Regions from separate parts of the Mus musculus genome. Here region 2 is linked to region 1. The links are chromatin loops, found by intact Hi-C in ENCODE. Cell type or tissue: heart. All regions are shown on one strand. Region 1 has its middle 9.3 kb from the start of Ifnar2. Region 2 holds the start of Gart (phosphoribosylglycinamide formyltransferase).

Region 1 (2,500 bases):
CATATCATAGAAGACAGTAGTTAGATGATGGAGTGGTCCAGCATCCTTGGCCTCTGCTCATCAAATACTTGTAGCACTCAGCCCATCATGTGACCAGTACCACCCTCCATACCCCCGTTCCCCAGCTCTCTACAAAGTCCCCTGGAAGTGACTGCTCCCAGACAGAACCCTTGCCCATCTCTGGACCAGGGTTAGTGGATTGGGGATGGGTTAGAAATGGGTAGGAAGATAATGACTAGAACTTGGTGCTAGGTTGGCCATCCAGTGAGGGCTGTATTAGGAAACAAACTTAATCCCCAGCATCCTGGGTTAGGTATCTGTTAATAACAGATAAGATTTAAGTTAGACTGTGATATTGTTTTCCTAGGGTGGTGTGCCAGCTAGTAGAATCACTTGGGAAGAGAGGGTTAATGAGGAACTCTCTAGTTCAGGTTGATCTGTAGGCATGTCTTGGGGGTAGCTGTCTAGGTTGTTCATTGATGTAGGAGGATCCAGCCCACTGTGGGTAGCACCATTTCCTAGTCTGGGCCCTGAACTGTGTAAGAGTGAAAAAGCTAGCAGGCAAGATAGATAGATACATAGATAGATAGATACATAGATAGATACATATATATAGATACATAAAAAAATAGATACAGAGTGTCTCTTCTCTCTGCTCGTGACTTCGGGTGTGACAGGACAAGCTGCTTGTGTATCTAACTTGACTAAAATGATGGACTGCAGTCTGGATTTGTGAGTCAAATAAACCCTCTCCTCCCTAAGTTGCTTTTTGTGTGAATTTTCTCACAGCCGTAGGAACAAAGCTAAGATAGGTAGTATGTGTGATGGTTAATATCACCTGTCAGTTTGTCTGGGGCATACTTGGACCAACATCAGTCTATGTGTTGCTGTGATGGTCATGTTAAGCTAAGATTAACATGTAGGGCAGCAATCCTTGAGGAAAGCAGATTGAGGAAAGCCTCCAGCTGCCCTCAGACTCCAGCTGCAGCGAATGTCTTCTCTGGCTCTCCAGCCTGTGAACTCCTGACTTCCTGTTCTCATGGGGGGCATGAACTAAATCTCTAAGAGAAAATCAGCCACGACTGAGGCCTCAGCTCTGTGGAAAGGGATGAACTGTTGGAAGCAGTAAGAAGGATTTCCTGGTTGGATACGAGCCTGGAAAAACAATGGTTACATTCCTTGGCCCAGCAGGGTCTGCTGCTGACTGTGGGCTGTTGACTTTCCTTTTTCTTTCTCAATTGGTAATTTCTGGGATTGCTCCATTTAGTGTCTGAAGCATGAACATGACCTCTTCTCTGTCCAGTATTTCCAGCTTCAACTACTAAGTAGCTGGCTTCATGGCTGAAGAAAAGTTACGGTCCAATCCATCCCGACCTCTGCCGTATCAGTACGTGTCCTTCCTATGTGATCTCTGTTATATTCAGTTCTGTCCCTGTCCTCCAGATCCCATGTCATTTTGTTTCTCCTTCTTCCAAAGCTGTCTGAGATTCACTACAATAACCCCTCCCCCAGGATCTGTGGTGAACTGACCCAGATCCACAGATGCCCAAGTTCTGGATACGAAGTGACAGATTATTCATACAGAATGCACACCCCTCTTCTCCATGTTTAAACCACCTGTAGATCACTCCCAACTCCCAATACTGTGTAGATGCTACGTCAGTACTTGCTCCACTGTGCTCTGCAGGAAGCAATGGCAAGCGGCATCTGCTCACGTTTAGAACACACCCAATATTTCTCTCGATTATCTCCTGTCTAGGATTGGTTAACTCAAGGGATTTGAGGTCCAGAGATGCAGAGAGCTAACTAATTGTGTTCGTGACTCAGCCAGCTGAAGTTTGGGAAATGATCTGGAAAACACACAAGGTGTTGTGAAATGAAGAGATGATAGAAATTGTAGGGGGCTTTCCCAGATAGAAAGCTGTGCATACTTTCCCGGGCCCCTCCTTCGGGTTCACTGGCAGGCTGCCTGACTCAACCTCTCTCATTCTTGGCAGCCGCCAGTGTGAGGAAGCCTTCTGCCAGAGCTGGGTCTTAGGTCAGTACTCCCAGGAGCATTCGCTCTGCTTAGCGGTCAAGGGCAGAGCATAGACCAAAGATCCCCTTGACAGAGGCCTGTGGGCTTCCTCTGTCTCCCCCGAAGTCTGTGTTTTCCAAACTTCTGCTCCAGAAATCAGTTTAGTGAGCCTCAGATATAGGGGCAGGGGGAACAAAATCATGTGAGACACTACGGGCTTGCTTTGCATTTGTGTAATGTGTATGGTCTATGTGGTATGTAAGATCTGAGTGTGTGCCTGTGTGCTTTGTGGTGTGTAGTATGTATGTTTTTCATGGGGAGAATGTCTATGGAGTATTTGTAGAGTGGTGTGTGTGTGTGTGTGTGTGTGTATGCATGTGTGTAAGATGGGGTAGAAAGGGGAAACTGAGGGGACCCAGGAAGGAAAAGACCCCTCTGCCTTTAGTGTCTGGTTTGCATTTCTTGTTTCCTGAGTCTGGAGGG
Region 2 (2,500 bases), 280 kb before region 1:
TTTATGTTTCATCTCATTAAACAAACAAAAAAAAATACCCAATGTCTCAAAATGTTAAAAAGCAACACAGTGTATAAATATTTTTATTTAAAAAAAAAATTGTGACGCCACCATTGATTGAAAGATGACAACAGGGCAGCTTCAGCTACAAAGCTGTAAGCCATGACATTAGAGCCTGTCCACAAAAAAGAAAAAAAAAAAAAAGAAAGAAAACAAAAACAGCAACAAACAAAAACACCCTATCTTGAAAAAAAAACAATTTCTGCAATAAAATATGATTAACATTATTCTATCCACAGTCCCAGGTAATTTGGGCATATAATTTACAACTGCTTATCAGATGATTTTTCTAACTTATGTATTGCTCTGTTCTCAACTTAAACCATTCGTTAAAAAATAAAAGTAAAAAATATTTACCTCTGAATATTTCCTTAAGTTATAACATAACCCACACTATTTTCCTAAGTAAACAACTGAGGAGATCTCTTCAACATTAAATTCTGAGAACCAAGGCTAACCTCTGAAGTCTACTGGCAGTGACAAAAATCCGTCCGTTAAGTCGGGGTAGCAAGGAAAAATAACAAAAATAACACATACTCCACTTTCTACTCAATCAAATTACGCATCCAGCAGTTCCAAAGCCCCCTCCTATCATCCTCTCGAATATTTGATCTTGTATCTTACATCGAACTGAGATGTTTCAATTTACAACTGTGAAAAGAGTGCTAATCCGGTCTGAAGCACAGAGCAGTAACCGGGGCCCAAATCGTCTAATAAATAGACTGCGGTGGCCAAACGATCGCAAGCGTACAATAATAAAGAAGTTTTAAGGTTACCCAAGAAGCGGCCGTTAGAGACCCTTTCCGGCCATAGACACCGGCCGGCGAAATGCGCGGAGGCGGGGAGGGGGAGGGGAAAGGCGGCGGCGGAGGAGGAGCTGGGAAGGGAACTAGGCCCGTCCCTGGTGGACGCCGGGCCTCCGAGTAGCTGGAGGGTAGGGGGTGTCCAAACGAGGGAAAGGTGACCGTCTTAACTGGAAGAAAGAAACGGCGTGTGCGACACCGCGGAAGAGACGATCTTTCGCGAAAGGAACGAACGGGGAACTGGGGGGGTGGGGGGGGGGGCGGAAAATGGATCCCAGGCCCAGGCGGGGCCGTAGCGGGGCCTGAGCCGAGAAACGACGGCGTTCCGTGAAAGATGCCACGGGAGGCTAGATGAAGCCCTAACAGCCCGCGAGGAGCAGAAAAGTCTGGGAAGCGTTTACCTGGAAAGCTCCTGTTGTATTTCCCGGAATTTACTGACCACGAAAGACCTGAAAACCTGCTCGATGTCGGCCGCCATGGCGTCCGCTCCGTTCTCTCAACTACTCCTCGCTAGTCCTCCAGGCTCCCAGCATGCCTCGGGAGGAGGCGCAGCGGCCAATTCCTTTTATCCCTTTCCTGATTGGCTCGTGAGGGAGCGTCCGCACGGGCTCGCTCCACCCACGAGCCAATCAGCGAACACCGGCCCGCTCTCCTCCGCTGTTTCTGAGCCGCCGGGGTAGAGCTGCTGACGTTTGCGCCGCGCACGAACTCGGCCGCCATGTTAGTGGTTGACGCAGGCGCCATTACAGGAGAAGTCGCTCCCGAGGCGACCGCGACAGCTTCGGCTGTTGATCCCCTCAGCCTGCGGGGACTCCTAAGAGGCTTTCTATAGGGAGTAAATGCCTGAGATTAGAGGCCATGGAAAAAAAAAAAAGCTGGGGGACGAGAAAAGCCTCGGCTTGTCCGGCACGGAGCTCGAACGCGTTTGTTGCAAGCGCCAAGTTTACTTTGGTCAGGGAGACGTGCATGAGAAAGAAATCCCCGTCCCGCGTCCCCACTATGAGTTGGAAAGGAGCCATTCCCATTCTGCCTCGATGCTTGCTATAACCGGCCTCGCGTAGTTTTTAGCAAAGGCTGGAGCGTCTGAGCGACCTGCGTTCTAAACGCAGTGCGCTTGAGCTGCTCCGGAGTCCAGCCCTGGCCGCTCCGCCCTGGCGCTTGGTGAGCAGCCACAGTCAGGCAGCCTCGGCTCTGCCCCCAGTGTAGGAGGCTCTGGGGTAAACGCAGGGACCTTAAGTGACAGCCCCTGACGAGCATCATCAGCTCTAATCGTGGTGCCAGGGATTCTGAGCCCGGCTAGGCAGCGGGCTCCGACCGCACCCTAAGGCGGGAGGAACCCCCACGGGTCGCCTCGCGGGCGGGGACCTAGGCGGGCTGCGGCCAATGAGCAGCCGAGTCCATCGGAGGCGGGGCAGAGGCCGGGGCGCGCTGGATTCCCCGGGCCAACTTCCGGCGGGTGCGAGTGGCGGGTGCGAGCCGGAGCTGCGTGGCGGGGCTTGCAGGTGCGTGAATGCCTTAGTTCTTAAGATGATGCGTGGACTGCCTAAACGCTTTGACCCATGGGTTTAACCTCAGCGACCGGTGCTACTCTTGAAACGAAACTGGCGTGACTGGCGAAAAGCCCACGTGCTTTGCAC

The links. A loop is a pair of places that touch in the nucleus more often than their neighbours do. Peaks named below come from ENCODE experiments on the same cell type or tissue, not always from the same donor. Only the 100,000 strongest peaks of a DNase experiment are listed, where the experiment ranks them.
Region 2: a loop joins it to region 1, with 2.3 times the contacts of the local background. A loop is called at or near these places in 2 of 42 quality-filtered maps.

The regions. Positions count from the first base shown.
Region 1 is chr16:91,362,270-91,364,769 of GRCm38, reverse strand. No RefSeq gene overlaps it. Among named protein-coding and RNA genes, the nearest start is that of Ifnar2, 9.3 kb to the left of the region's middle. In heart, no CTCF peak of the experiment used is centred here; DNase peaks (open chromatin) are centred at 1,119 and 1,989; H3K27ac peaks cover 1,296 bases.
Region 2 is chr16:91,646,749-91,649,248 of GRCm38, reverse strand. It overlaps Gart (phosphoribosylglycinamide formyltransferase), which reads left to right and starts at 2,277. Exons shown (of 22, transcript NM_010256.2): 1 at 2,277-2,365. It overlaps Son (Son DNA binding protein), which reads right to left and starts at 1,425. Exons shown (of 12, transcript NM_178880.4): 1 at 1,265-1,425. The coding sequence starts at 1,341. In heart, no CTCF peak of the experiment used is centred here; DNase peaks (open chromatin) are centred at 958, 1,458 and 2,208; H3K4me3 peaks cover 2,500 bases; H3K27ac peaks cover 1,991 bases.